Linked DNA regions of Mus musculus: region 1 is linked to region 2. The links are chromatin loops, found by intact Hi-C in ENCODE. Cell type or tissue: left cerebral cortex. All regions are shown on one strand.

Region 1 (8,000 bases), 170 kb before region 2:
GAGCCAGTGACCTGGGCTACACTGGGTCTGCCTTGGAGAGGCTCACTCGTCTCTTACTAAGAATTAAGACATTTCATCTTCCTGAATGCGGCTGTCATATGTCCTTCTCCATTCCCATGCAGGGTGCCAGAAAGAAACGATTCTGCTTTCTGGAGCCAGTGTGAGAATCAATTCCCCTTTAGACCTTAATACAAAAGTACCAATGACCTGCCCTCAGTAAATGACTATCGGTGTTATATTTATCGAGTTTTTAACCAAAAAGATAATTTTACTCAAAGAACAATAGTGTCTAATAAGCACAAAAGCTCTTGGAATGAAGTTCAGGTCTATTCAGTAGGGAGGAACGTATAGCAAACACATTTAACGGTTTAAGCACAAAATAATGCCCGAAGTGTAAGTAAATTAAGGTTTCTATTGAGAAATATAACATAATGAAATAGTTAAGTTTAAGGTCAAGGTCCCTTCTTCAGATCAGGTAGGTGTGCCCATCTCTGCCTTTATTTAGAAGAGAGAATGGTTTGATGGATAAGAAGCAAGCGGTCAGAGCTACTGAATTTTTCCATAGCGTGTTGAGGCTGCTCAGTTTCTAGATGGTTAGGTGCTTCCAAGATTTAATTAGCAACTGCCTTCAGCCTACCTGGGTGTAATTCACCAAACTGTCAAGGCACCTTCCCAAGAGTAGTGAGCCACACAGGAAACTCCTACTGTGAGGTTGGGTGTCTTCTATGCACTGAGCAGCAGAGAGCACTAACCACTGTACAGAGTGACGTGTTTGAGATGGTGTTTAAGTAGAAAAGTGTGCAATGCACGAGGATAGATGTCTGTAATCACAGAACTGAGGATGTGGAAATGGCAAGTTTAGGAGTTCAAGGCCACCTTTACTTTCATAGTGAGTTCAAGGTTCACCTAGACGGCAGGACCTTGTCTCATAAAGAAAATTCTATTGGATAGTTTTAAAAATATATTAACTATTTCAGACACAACCCCTATGGATGTGACATTTCCCACAGCTGCTAACCTGTGTGGGAACTAGCACAAGCAATGGATTCTGACTTTCAACAAAAGAATGTCAAAACTTGGGAGCAGCTTGCCCCTTTACAATATCTAATGTTAAATGTCTGTCGATTTCATGTGGGTTGTACCTACTGTTAAAGACAACACGAGAAGATTATTTGTTTCCTAAAATACAAATGAAGCAGAAGTCGGGACTAAGTAGATCGAACAGAAATGTGTTTTGCATTTGTTTTGTCTTCATAATTCCATGGGGAAAATGTGAGACTAGACAGCTACGTCATCAATTTTCATTGCTCGATGATGGTAGCCGTAGAAATTTGCTCCTGGGAAAGAAAGTGGAAATCTCAACAGCTTGCCTTTGCTGCTGGATTGTAACTGTTAGTGTTTAAATGAGGAGCCAGTGGAGATGACAGGAAACCTGCTTAGACACGCATTCACTTAAACCCTCTTTCTTCCATTGATCTGTTAGGTGTTTGCTGGTTTAAGTATATATGTGGTTTTGTTATACCGTTAGTCTTCATGGCAACTTGAGAGTTTTCTTATTCAGGAAATATTCCGGTGGTCTTTGTACCCAAGATGTCTGCATATACATGTAGACACAGATTTATTTTTATATCCCAGCAAAACAGCAGATTATTCCAAGATGCAGAGTCAGCTCTATCTGAAAAATACCAATTCTCTACACTGCTGATAATAACTCTCCCCTTCCTGCCTTGCCAAATTATGTATTGTTTGGTCTCTTTATTTCTGGACCGTAGAAGCGGGTCTACTAGCCAGTGAGAAGGGCATAATTTAACTGTAGAGCATATTGAAGTGTTAGAAATAAGGGGAAAAAAAGAAATAAGGGAAAAAAAATAAGACAAGAGCCTTCACATAATAACAATAGCAATCATCAGCACACTCATTTAAATTAATGCATTTAATCAAGTAACCCAAACATTATGATGCAAAGGCTAAGGAGAATTTAAAGTTAAATCAACATTCTACCCGGGGGAGGGGGGAGGGGGGCGAAGGAACAAACAAGACAAGGGGAGAGGTGAAATTGAGAAGATATTCTTACATTACCCACATCCACATCAGCCTGTCTTTTCTCCCTAGGCTTGTTTTTCATCCTTTGGCATGACAATTCTGATTCTCCAGCCTCCCCAGGAAGAAGAGAAAAATCTCCTTGAAGCTGAACTAAATTCATCAGCAAACAAAATTACATTCATTTGATAAAATGCTAAATGGAAAAAGGCAGGTTTATTTTAAGCCGTCAACAGGCTGTTTTAGTTAACATGCACAGTGCACAAGGCAGGAGTTCGGTTGCTAAGAAAATGGTTGGCATGTTTCCACGAGCCATGTGATGGGCAATGCATCTGTTCATTTTAATAAGGGAATAGAAGAAGATTGAAACACACAGTGCAGGGCATGTTTGGTGAGTCACAGCAGAGCACAGGGCTAGAATGACTTCTGAGTCTTCTGTTTACTTTATTAAACCTGGTTGTTACGACATTAGCCTTTTCTTATAATTCAAAAACGAGCCTTAATTTAATAGTGATGTCTTGTTAAACCGTTAATGAATATTCAATGTAAATTGGAAAAGGTAAAATAACATTAGATTCTGTTTTAACATACACAGATATGTACCAGTATCTGTAATGTTTGCTACATGCATAGAAGGGTCTTAATGTTTATTTACTGAACACATCAAACCATGCTTTTATTTATAAGCATAGTATCATCCTGTGTATATATTGCTTTTTCATTGAGAAACTCATGACAGAATTTTTATGTTATTAAAGGTTTTTCTTTGGTGTCATTTTGATGGTTTCATTATTACGGAACACATAAGCTGTGTGGAGTAACTCCAAGACTTCCTCAGTGGCCAATAACCCCAGGGGCCAGCACCCCTCGGTGAGTCTGACGCTCTGAGGTACTCATGAAATCCAAACAAGTTTAACACCATCAGCTTAGATAGCACACTTATTTCTCCGTTTTTTGAGATATTCAATGAAACACATGAGCCTTTCTGAGCAGGCTAATCCCTCCTTCAGCCACCAGATAAGAATTCTCACTGCTTAGCCAAGAATAATTGTGCCATATTCAGATTATACTAATTTGAAAGACAATGGGCAGATTCAGTAACCACACTTACACACAGACACACAGACATAGATATAGACACAGACACAGACACAGACACAGACACACACACACACACACACACACACACACACACACACACACACACACACCATGATAGTCCTTGGAGAAAAGTAAGCAATGACATCATGTTCATGGCATTGGTGAAGTTGCTGCTGTGTGCAAAGAGAACAGGACCAAAGGACTGTATTGAGGGGGCTGGTGAAGTGACTCAGTGGTTACTGCCAAGCTCGAGGACTCATGTTCAGTTCCTGGTACCCACCTGGAGGGAAGAGAGGACTGACTTGTGTATTGTAAACACACACACACACACACACACGCACACACACAAAGAGAGAGAGAGAGACAGAGACACAAAGAGAGACACACAGAGAAAGACAGAGAGACAGAGACAGAGAGACACAGGCAGAGACAGAGGAGATAAAGAAATGTTATTTTTAAAAGAGTTACACTAGTGTGAAAAAATATATTGCAACACGGTTTTTGGATTGCATGCTTTTAGAGGCTAAGGTCAAAACATACAAAAGAGAAAATGAGAAACAGGGAAACATGTTTGGTTTCTTCTAAGAACTCATTTGAACCCACTGCCTTCACTAGGGACACAGCGGAAAATAGGGGAATTCCACTCAAAACAATAGAGGGCAGACAGTTTTGATGATGCTATAAAATCCTCAGCTGGCTGATGACAGGGACGAATTTTAGTATCAACAAGGAAATTGAAATGTCTGCAAATTCATTATCACAAGGTGTATTAGGGGCTAAGACCGGTTGTAGAAGGTTTATCTGCCATTCAGAAGGCTCTGGATTTTATGCCCATGGAGGGGGAGAGGGGAAGAGAGAGGGGGAGAATGGGGGTGGGGAATGGGAGAGGGCAGGGGAAGAAAGGGGGATGGGAAGAGGAAAGACACACAAACACAGAGAGAGACGTGGGGGGGGGGAGACAGAGAGAGAGAGACAGACAATTGGCTTATCAGGCAAAGTTCCTTTGTAATAAGGTACCTCATCTGAACTCACTATCAAGCTGTGCTACAGGAAGAAAGTACATTCCACAGTCTTTTTTTTTTTTTTTTAAGTTTTCTTTGCTTAACTTGAAAAGAAAACTTAAGTATGTGACCAAGTCCCTTCATGGGTTGCTCACAGCATTACAATCAAAGTGAATTACAGTGCAGATAAATAGATCTAAACATGTATAGTAGCTTAAACAAGATGGTTTATTTCTTGTACACTTAACAAACCAAGACAGTTATTCCTAATTGGCGGTGGATATTTATTAACATAGACACTCAGAGACCCAGATTTACGATGTCCTTTATATTTATCTTCTGCTGCCAGTCAGTAGACTCGTGGCCTTTTGTGTATCATTTGTCTTCAGTCAGTGGATAAAGATGGAAGTGAGAAGAGGATATTCTGCATTTTGAAAACCTTGAATTGGAACTAGCATCAATCCCTAGACTCAGACCTTGGGTCTCATTGCAGGGAGGGTGGGCTATAAAGTCCAATTGTATACCCAAGGAAAGGAGAGGAAGCTGCTGGTACCTCACATGTTTAAAGACTGATTGTACTGGGAATATTGATGTAAGTTCTAATTGCAATCTGGCAGTACTGTACACCAGCAAAAAAATGCAATTCATGTCTTAGTGAATAAACATTCATTTTAAATTGGCGCCATAAAAAGCAGTACAATTTCTGAGTTGAATAGGCACGCAAAACTCTCATGCTTTTCTTTAAATATAAAACTAATTTTGAAATACTTTCCAACTTATACTCCCACATGTAGTATATGCCTGCCACACTGTCGGCTACACCATTAATGATATTGTACATAGCAATGATATTTTAAGAGCTTTTTTTTGTTTGATAAGAGGAAATAATTCAAACAAGATAAAAAGAGAAACACCAGTGAGAGATGGAAAGCAAAGCACCCACTGCCAAGCCACTAGCAACCAGAGCAGAGGTGTTTTAGCTTTGTTTCTCTTGTTGTGATAAAAATGCATCCACCCAAGCACCTTAGGGGCAATTATTTTAGCTCACCATTTCAGGTTACAGTCTATGATAGCTGGGAGGTCAAAGTGAGAGAAACCTAAAACAGTTAAGCACACCCACAATTTGCTTTCTCCACTATTAGGCAGTCAATTCCCTTTCTAGGGAATGGTGCTACCCACAGTGGGTGGATTTTCCCTATTCAGTGAATTAAACTAGGAAAATCTTTCATAGGCATGCCCACAGGTCAACCTGATCTAGAGAGCCTCTCATTGAGACTCCCTTCCCAGGAGATTCTACAATACACCAAGTCTACAGTCAAAGCTAGCTATTGTAAGAGCTAAACACTACTAATTCCCTTTGACCTTCATCAAGATTTTTTTTGCAGTTTATTTTAATTAGATATTTTCTTCATTTACATTTCAAATGTTATTCCCTTTCCTAGTTTCCCCTCTGAAAATCCCCTATCTTCTCCCCCTCTCCCCTGTTACCCTACTCACCCACTCCTGCTTCTTGGCCCAGGCATTCCCCTATACTGGGGTATAGAACCTTCACAGGACTAAGGGCCTCCCCTCCCACTGATAACCAACTAGGTCATCCTCAGCTACATATGTGCCTAGAGCCATGAGTCTCTCCGTGTGTTTTCTTTGATTGGTGGTTTAGTCCCAGGAAGCTCTGGAGTTACTGGTTGGTTCATATTGTTGTTCCTCTTAGGAGGCTGCAAACCCCTTTAGCTCCCTTGGGTACTTTCTCTAGCTCCTTCATTGGAGACCCTGTGCTCCATCTAAAGGATGACTGTGAACATCCATTTCTGTTTTAGTCAGGCACTGGCAGAACCTCTCAGGAGACAGCTATATCAATCTCCTGTCAGCAAGCTCTTGTTGGAATCTGCAATAGTGTCTGGGTTTGGTGGCTGTTTATGGGATGGATCCCCAGGTGGGGCAGTTTCTGGATGGTCATGCCTTCAGTCTCTGCTCCGAACTTTGTCTCTGTAACTCCTTCCATGGGTATTTTGTTCTCCATTCTAAGAAGGATCTAAGTGTTCACGCTTTGGTCTTCCTTCTTCTTGAGTTTCATGTGTTTTGCAAATTATATCTTGGGTATTGTGAGCTTCTGGGCTAATATCCAATTATCAATGAGTGCATATCATGTGTGTTCTTTTGTGATTGGGTTATCTCACTCAAGATGATATCCTCCAGATCCATCCATTTGTCTAAGGATTTCATGAATTCATTGTTTCTAATAGCTGAGTAGTAGTACTCCATTGTGTAAATGTACCACATTTTCTGTATCCATTCCTCTATTGAGGGACATCTGGGTTCTTTCCAGCTTCTGGCTATTATAAATAAGGCTGCTATGAACATAGTGGAGCATGTGTCCTTATTACAAGTTGGAGCATCTTCTGGATATATGCCCAGGAGTGGTATTGCTGGAACTTCCAGTAGTACTATGTCCAATTTTCTGAGGAACTGCCAGACTGATTTCCAGAGTGGTTGTACCAGCTTGCAATCCCACCAGCAATGGAGGAGTGTTCCTCTTTTTCCGCATCCTCGCCAGCATCTGCTGTCAGCTGAATTTTTGATCTTAGCCATTCTGACTGGTGTGAGGTGGAATCTTAGGGTTGTTTTGATTTGCATTTCCCTGATGATTAAGAATGTTGAACATTTTTAGGTGCTTCTCAGCTATTCGGTATTCCTCAGTTGATAATTCTTTGTTTAGCTCTGTACCCCATTTTAATAGGGTTATTTGGTTTTCTGGAGTCCAACTTCTTGAGTTCTTTATATATATTGGATATTAGCCCCCTATGGGATTTAGGATTGGTAAAGATCTTTTCTCAATCTGTTGGTTGCCGTTTTGTCCTATTGACAGTGTCCTTTGCCTTACAGAAGCTTTGCAATTTTATGAGGTCTCATTTGTCGATTCTCGATCTTACAGCACAGGCCATTGCTGTTCTGTTTAGGAATTTTTCCCCTGTGCCCATGTCTTTGAGGCTTTTCCCCACTTTATCCTCTATAAGTTTCAGTGTCTCTGGTTTTATGTAGATTTCCTTGATCCTCTTAGATTTGAACTTTGTACAAGGAGATAAGAATAGATCAATTTGCATTCTTCTACATGCTAACCGCCAGTTGAGCCAGCACCATTTATTTGTTGAAAATGCTGTCTTCTTTCCACTGTATTATTTTAGCTCCTTTGTCAAAGATCAAGTGACCATAGGTGTGTGGGTTCATTTCTGGGTCTTCAATTCTGTTCCATTGGTCTACTTGTCTGTCACTGTACCAGTACCATGCAGTTTTTATCACAATTGCTCTGTAGTACAGCTTGAGGTCAGGGATGGTGATTCCACCAGAGATTCTTTTATTGTTGAGAATAGTTTTTGCTATCCTAGGTTTTTTATTATTCCCATCCATCTTTTTTTACATATAAATTTATAAAAAATAATAAATTTATTAATTTTTAAGGTGTAGGAGAAGGATTAGTGAATAGCCTGGCACTCAGTATTTGCTTACTTCTCCACAGAGAGCCTGCAGTGTGTGATGGGGTGAGAGATTAAGGGAGAACTCTGGACATCAAAGTGAAACAGAGCATCCAGTTTCACAGCCAGAGAGGGGCATCTCTCTTCTTCAGAGCTGAGAATACAAAGGCATGAGGATACCTGAGGCCCAGAGGACAGTCAGTCTAACTGAATGGTAAACTCTGAGTTCAGTGTCTCAAAGAATAAGGTGGAGAGCAATTGAGAAAGACACCCACTATTGACTTCTAGCATGAATGTACATTTATACATATTCATGTTCACATATACAAGCACAAGTATGGCACACACACACACATACACACATATATACACACACATACATGCATAC
Region 2 (8,000 bases):
TTCCGAGTCACTTGGTAAATAGGCCTAAGTAACACACCCAAGTGAGGGATGTGTTGTCTCCAGAATCCAAATAGACCCACTAAACGTTGTGCTTCTTTCTTCCAATGTCCTTATATTGTCTCCAGCAAAAGGTGTAGCCCAGATTAAAGGTGTGTTCCACCACACCTTTAATCCCAGATGAAAGGCATAGCCCAGATTAAAGGTGTGTTCCTTAACTCGGAGATTCAATCTTCTGGAATCCATAGCCACTATGGCTCAAGATCTTCAAACCAAGATCCAGATAAGGATCTCCAAGCCTCCAGATAAGGGTCACTGGTGAGCCTTCCAATTCCGGATTGTAGTTCATTCCAAATATTGTCAAGTTGACAACCAGGAATAGCCACTACACAGTGTAAGGCTTTAGAGCAGTTTCCTAAGATGTCTTTTGGCTTGTAAATGATTCTCGGGCTAATCTTGCTTAGTTTGCTTTGTTTTTCCTGGAATTTCATATAAACAAAACCACCCAGTATAGTGTCTTGTATTGACTTCCATTTAGCATTTTTCTTTTGTTATTTATCTCATCAGGGAAAACTTATTTCTTTGATCACAGAGTAATATTCTACTGTAGACTTATCATGACTTGCTCACCCATTCCCTAGCATTCCCCCTGCAGCCCTTGAGATGGTCACAGTCCCGATTATAGCTTTGTGCTATAATAAACATAATATAATTATATATCATATTATATAATTATAATAGAATCAGTGCTATGATCACACTGATTGATTTTCAGGATGATTTGATTCACAGAACGAATCCTGTGTTCCCAGGTTCAACTCCCCTGGTTATGTATTAGCTTTTTAAAAATGTTGTTGAATTTGATTTGATAAAATTTTGTCTGTGTCTTTGTGCCTATGTTTATGAAGGATGTTGACCAAAAAATCCCCCCCCCCCCAGCCTCCCGGGTCTGAGGTCTTTAGTCAGGATAAAACCGGTCTTAAATAAATTCAGATAATGTATTTTGCAATTCTTTGCGGAATGTCGAGAAACATTACACTATACACAAAATGGTAACCTGGCAGGTGTCGTTTAAATGTACATATTTAATATATAAGTGATTTATTTGTTCCTACATTTCTCGATTTCCCCTTAGTTTCCACAACAAACATTTATATCAATTATAACAATTATTCACACATAGCTGAATAATTGGCTGAATTCATATATGACTTGTAACACAGACTTAAAGAAAAACAAAAAACAAAACAATTAGACCAAGGAACTATGGGGATGGGGGATGGTATTTGCTAGAGATGGAACTGAGAACCTTAGAAACTGTGGAAACTCTTCCAGAACAGACCTTCCTACCCTGTATAGACCCGCACCATGAACACCCGTTACAAGCTTTTATAAGTAACAATTGTACAAGGCACCCCGTGGCCCTATTTACTTTATAAAGTTAACCCAGCATTACTTAATACTAAACTTTTTTTTCCTATGAAGATGCACAATGGTTTAATCCAAAGAAGGCACGTCAAACAATGAAACTCCAAGTTAGTGCAGCCTGAAGGATACTAGTTGAACTGGGCATGCTCAGTCGCCAGGCAGATTTTTTTTTTTTTTCCCAGTGAAGTGGAAACTACAACTGCGCGTACCGGGTGAACGGGGGTGGGCGTGCCCTCGTGGAATTTAGAACGTTCTCTTAGCCAATGGGGCCTCGCGGCTGGCTGGCAGGGCTCGCCATTGGGGGACCGGGATGCGAGCGAGTGGAGCGCCGGGGGAGGAAGCGGAGGTGCAGGTCGGAGAGGCCGGGCTAGCCGAGCCCATTGCGGGAGTAGCAGCAGCGGCCAGGCAGCATCCAGCAGTGTGCCAGGCGGCCCAGAACATTGCTTTACTTTTTTTGCTGCACCAACGTAGTCATTATGCCGAAGAGAAAGGTAAGTCCTGTAAAGGGGGAAAAAAAAACCCTGCTCGCAGGCCCTCGAGTGTGTTTGGAGTAAGCCCCCTGCGCTGCGATGAACGCGGCGATGCGCCTAATAACTCAGGCGCTGGGCACGGCCGCTGCCCGCTCCTTCTGCAAATGCCTGTTGCTGACCTCGCTCGCCCCGCACGGAGCTCTGAGTGTTACTTTCCCTCCAGGGACGTCCTCCCCTCTCCATCAACTCCTGCTTGGAATGGTTTCCATCTCTTGCCAGCAGCCAGGGCGGGTATCCATCCCCCTCGCAGGAGTTTCCTCTTGGCAAACTCAGGTTGTTCTCAGGGTGGAGGGAAAGCAATGAGAGGAGTCTCCCGGGCCAGGGAAATCGAAAAACGTGGAAGCACTCAGAGGAGCTAGGCGGGGTCCGGAGTGTCCCCTGGGCCGTGCCCTGGGCGAGCGCGATGCGGGCGGAAGGCCGGGAGAGGGAAAGCCATGTTTCCCTACGCCAGCCCTGCTGCGCCGCGGACCCGTATGTACCCACTCCGGTGTCAATCACCAGCCGCGAGGGCGGGCGGGGCAGTGCGCAGCGCCGGGTAGGCTGCAAAGAAGGGGACTGGTGCCAAGCTCACTGACCCTGCCAAGGTCAGGGGCCACCAAGCCCCTGCCACTGTCCCACCCACGACCCCACGCTTGGCCAGGCAGGGAACCGAGGTCTTTTTAGTCTCTCCTTTGCCCCTGGTGGGTTGTGTCCCCTCCGCGCAGGGACGTCATGAGCCACACGTGGGGCCACACAGCTCCCTCAGGGTGGGGCTTCGACTTGTCATTGGACTGGTGAAGGAAGGGCAGATATTTTTCTACCCCTCCCAGAGAAAAGCGATGTGTGAGGATTGCGTCCTAAGAAAAAAACCTTCCTGCCACCTGCCCAAAGGACCCAAGTCAACCATCTTGGCCATTAAAGTTGAAACTTGGTTAATACCGTTTTCTCCCGAAGACTGTGCACTGTGTGTGTGTGTGGTTGCTTTATTTAAAACTATCAAAGCTTTAAAATTTTTAGAAGCTTTTGCTTCCTTATGCATCGTCACTAAGAATTTTATTATAAACAACTCCACTCCTTTAAAATGTATTTTATTACATTGATTGATTGATTGATTGTATTCACAGGAGGCACTGACACCCAGATTGCAGTAGTAGGCTCTCTCCTATCGTGTGGGTTGTGGGGATCTACAGCAAGTGTATTTACTCTTTGAGCCAGCCCAAGCACCTCCATTCTTTAAAAGAAAATCGATCATACTATTAGAACATGAACCTACTCTGTGTCTCATGGTGGGTGGAGTCTGATGTGCTTTATCTGGCTTAATCTACATAACCACGGAACTGTTTTAGTCTCATTGAGCAGCGTCTTAAGATTCATTGCCAACATTTCATTAACCAGTCATTGGTTTAGAGTGGAGCTGTGAATCCCGAAGGCCTTACTTGACACCGTTGTTAACGCTTTCTCTTCGTATAGAGGGATTCAGGAAATTCTGAGCCTTGTAGTTGAAGAAGCTCATGGCGTGTGAAGAGTGGGAACACTTGAGACTCTTGTTCAAGTGTCCTTTGATGGCAGCATTGTTTTTACAGTGATGTCACTGTTTGCAGCCTTGTATCTAAGGTTGGTAACGTGTTGGGAATTCTAGCAGAATCAGAGGAACTAATTATCCAGAAAAGAGCTTGAGAGGGAATGGAGGCCAACTCTTTCCCTGGAATTATTAACATGTTTGAATAACCAGCAGATTTAATGGAACGTTTCCTTGATCAAGGGCCACTGCTGGTGAAGCCATTCCTCTTGTTTTCTGTCACTAGCCATCTCTAAAGGGGAAGATGGGAAGGAAAAAGTGGGGTACAAAGTGGCTTTATGTTTTACTTCTCTGGAAGGCTGGGACTCTATTGAGTTAGCCAATACCCAATCCTTCAACTAGGGGCAAAGTGGTGTTCGTATGTATGTATGTATGTAATGTATGTATGTATGTATGTATGTACGTATGTATGTATGTGTGGGGGTCTTCAGGACATCTGAGAAAGCCTCCTCAGTTAACAGGAAGTCCTTTTACTGATAACTGGAAGCCAGACACCTGCCTTGGTACCTGGGTAGGCACAGCCACAGATTGCCTGGCTGTGACGGCCAGCCCACCTAGGAGTCAAGCCTTATAGTGCCTGGTGGAGTCTTGGAGTTCCTCGGAATTGACATTAGAAACCACTGTCCCCAAGTGAAAGCCTACACAGCCATGCAGGAAAGGAATTGGAGACAATCCATGCATAGTCCTTAGAGGTCTGTAAGGTCAGGTAATAACCTGAGGATTTGCATACTATATTGCACACTGTATTTTCTTAGCTAAAGAACTACTTGTTCTGCTTTGTAAATTAAATTGTGGTATACACTACACACACACACACACACACACACACACACACACACACACACACACACACACACACACAGGAATGCAAGCATAGGAGCATGGGTGGAAGCCAGAGGTCCAAGCTGGATATCTTTCTCTATTGCTCTCCACCTTATTTTTTGTCAGGGTCTCTCCTAGAGCTCATTGATTTGGCTAGACTGACTATCTCTACCTCTCCAGCACTAGGCTTACAGACATGCAGACACCTAGCTATTATCTGAGCGCCAGGGATCAGATTCAGTTCCTTAAGTCTGAGGGGCAAACCCTTTACCCACGGAGCCATCTCCCCAACCCAAAATCAGTGTTAAAAGTACTCATACCATGTTTTCCTTGCCATCTCTGCTCTTTGTTTCATGAAAACATTATTTAATGAACTCCCCAGTACTGCAGGGCAAGGGGTGGTACTCATAAAGTCAGTGGAGACATCTGAAGATCTAGCACTGTTTAAATATTGGAGGGACACACAGTTCGTTCTCCAGGAGCTTATATTTAATTCAGTGAAGTCATAAGATTAGCAGACCAAAAAAAAAAAAAAGTGCTGACTGACAATGGACTTATATAGGTTACAGAATATGCTGTTCAGATTCAAAGACTGTAGGATAGATAAGAACACAGGTTGAATTTGTGCTGGTTGGTCTTGAAAAAGTGTGGGTAGGACTCAAGGGGAAAAAAATCAGGATCATTTCCTGTTACCAGGCATCTAGATGCCTCTTGTCATTACATCCTAACATGACTACTCCCCAGCTGCCCAACTTCAAGGCCACAATGCCACCCATATTATTAGAAACTATTTTAAGGCACATCTTTGTAAATTTTGTGTGTGTGTGTGTGTGTGTGTGTGTGTGTGTGTGTGTGTGTGTGATTAAACCAATTTAAATGAGTGCTGTTTGATTTTTTTTAAGCAGTGTAGCCCTCAACTTTTTAATGTCCTTCTGAGATTTAAATACTGCTGAGTTTTCTGTTATATAATGGTGATGAGTGAGCGAAGTCTCATGGATTCAGGTAGGGGTAGGACAATGACTGCCTGAGTTCTAGACTGTTCTGCTCAAACATCGACAGATGCCATCAGCAGTCATGTTGTGATGGGATGTTCTATACAGAAGCATTACCAGCAAGGCCTGCATTCAGTCCTGGCCTGGTCAGCAAACACATTCTCACATCCTTTGTATGTTTCTAATTCCTTATCCCTAGAATTCTGTGGCGGGCATGTCATTCCAGAAACTGTCTAGTATGGCAATGTCTACGGAGTAGATATAGGGTGTATAGTGGTCTCTTTCCATTTAGAGACTCAAGAAAGCAAAGCCTTCCTAGTCTTCACTTTTTTTTTAAATCAGCTGTAAGAGTTCCCTGGTGGAATGTTCTCATTCATAGTATGCATGCTTACTATGGTATACACAGATAGTATACTTGTGTATAATTTCCTATATGCACTACTATGAATAATACATATATGCACATCTGCAAATAACAATGCTGTGAGTTCTTTCTTTTCAATTAGTATCTTCTTGATCTCCTTTAGTTGTCATTTTGCTCCAACTAAAACTTCAAGTACTGTATTGAGTAGATATTGAGAGAGCATTGTCTTTCATGGAATTTCTTTTAATTTCTCTCCATTTAATTTGATGTTGGCCATAGATGTAGACAGCCTTCTTTGTGTTTAGGTGTATCCTTTGTATCTCTCCCCTCTCCAAGACCTTTGTCATGAGAGCGTGTTGGATTATGTCAAAGACTTTTTCAGCATCTAGTGAGATGCTCATGTTGGTTGTTTCCTTCAGTTTGTTTATGGTGAATTATATTTACCATTTCCCATGTTAAACCATCCATACGTCTTTGGGATGGCACCTTCTTGATGATGGGGGATGATCTTTCTGATGTGTTCTTGGATTCTGTCCTTTTTATCTCTCTCAAGTATTTTAGTATTTTTGCAGCTATGTTCATAAAGAAAAATTGGCCTATAACTCTCTTTCTTTGTTGAGTTTTTGTAAGGTTTGGGTGTCAGGGTAACTGTAGCATCATAAGATGAGTTGGGTAATGTTCCTTCTGTTTCTATTTTTTGGGGTAATTTGAGGAATTTTTGGCATTTACTCATCTTTGAAAGTCTGGTTTTGTGCTAAAGCCCTCAGCTCTTTTGGGTGGGGAGGCTTCTAATAACTGCTTCTGTGTCATTAGGGGTTGCAGGTCTATTTAAATTGCTTATCTGATATTGATTTGACTTTGCGAAGTGGTAGCTATCAAGAAAATTATCCCTTTTTTTAGATTTTCCAGTTTTGTGGAGTACAGGTTTTTAAAGTATTTCCTTATGAGGACTGCCTGGATTTCCTTAGTGTCTGCTGTTATGTCCCCATTTTCATTTCTGATTTTATTAATTTGGATTATCTCTCGGTGTCCTTTAGTTATTTTGGATAAGGGCTTGTGTTTGGGGCATAAATGTTAAGATTTGAAATATCATCTTGGTGGATTTTTCCTTTGATGAGTATAAAGTGCCCTCCCTCATCTCTTTTGATTAGTTTTAGTTTAGAGTCCATTTTGTTAGGTATTAAAATGGCTACACCTGCTTGCTTCTAAGGACCATTTGCTTAATATATATTTTTTCTAATGTAGTGAAAATTTTGGTTTCTTAAAAGAAACCCAGTTATGTATGTGAATATATTTTTGTTTTAATCTCAGGTGTGGAAAAGAGGCTACTTCACGGCAGTGGTTATGATCTCGTTCTTGCTCTAGCAGGAGTGTGATTTTGCCAGAAGCATATAGTTTCTGGGGGTGTGTGACCTTTGGAATTCTGGGGACTTTTGAGACAGTATAAATGCCAGAACCCCGAGTGGGGCTGGACACACCCTCCATGGAGGTTGCTGCTCCCTCTGCTGCTGTGGTTTATCAAGTAGTGATCAAAGAGGCAGAAGAAATTGGAGATGGCCTAATGATGAAGATTGGACTTGCCCCCAAGGAACTCAATGTTCCTAATTAGCAGGAAGTAGTATAAAGAGGTCTCTACCTTCTTTCTCCTCTAACCTTTTTCTTCTACCCAGTGTTGGGAGGTTTGAAGGGTTTATTTTAGGATGTGATAAAGTTTGAAAGGGTGGTAGATATAATAACCCAATAAAATAGCTCAAGAAAACACTCTTACACAACCCGTTACTCTGAGGTAATGTCCATCCTTGATGTTGAGGTTTGTTTCTTGTTGCAGCAGGAGGGTAGATCCTGCTTTCAAATCCATTCTGTTAGTCTGTGTCTCTTTATTGGAGAATTGGGACCATTGATTTTCTATCAATGACTAGTGATTGTTGATTCCTATTATTTTGTTGTTGTTTGTGATGAGGGTGGTGGTGGTAGTGATGGTGGTAGGGAGAGTGTGTCTGCTTCCCTTTTATTGGTCTTACTGGTGTGAGATTATCTCCTGTGTTTTTATGGGTATATTTATTTTCCTTACATTGGAGTTTTTCTTCTAGCACCTTTGATAGGGTTATATTTCTGTAGGTATATACTGTTTAAATTTGACTTTATCATGGAATATTTTATTTTCTCCATCTATGCAGATTGAAAGTTTTGCTGGGTATCAAAGTCTGGGCTGGTATTTGTGGTCTCTTAGAGACTTCAGAACATCTGTCCAAGGCCTTCTGGCTTTTAGAGTCTCAATCTCAATGAATATCAAGAAGTCAGGTGTAATA

What was found. Peaks named below come from ENCODE experiments on the same cell type or tissue, not always from the same donor. Only the 100,000 strongest peaks of a DNase experiment are listed, where the experiment ranks them.
Region 1: a loop joins it to region 2, with 4 times the contacts of the local background. A loop is called at or near these places in 5 of 42 quality-filtered maps.

The regions. Positions count from the first base shown.
Region 1 is chr9:83,311,035-83,319,034 of GRCm38, reverse strand. Gm46122 (a long non-coding RNA gene) reads right to left here and starts at 2,327. Exons shown (of 2, transcript XR_001779247.2): 1 at 2,075-2,327. In left cerebral cortex, no CTCF peak of the experiment used is centred here; DNase peaks (open chromatin) are centred at 685, 1,390, 2,331 and 3,044; H3K4me3 peaks cover 1,856 bases; H3K27ac peaks cover 2,169 bases.
Region 2 is chr9:83,140,347-83,148,346 of GRCm38, reverse strand. Hmgn3 (high mobility group nucleosomal binding domain 3) reads left to right here and starts at 1,740. Exons shown (of 6, transcript NM_026122.4): 1 at 1,740-1,916. The coding sequence starts at 1,902. In left cerebral cortex, no CTCF peak of the experiment used is centred here; DNase peaks (open chromatin) are centred at 2,466, 2,642, 3,212, 3,427 and 2 more places; H3K4me3 peaks cover 2,359 bases; H3K27ac peaks cover 1,750 bases.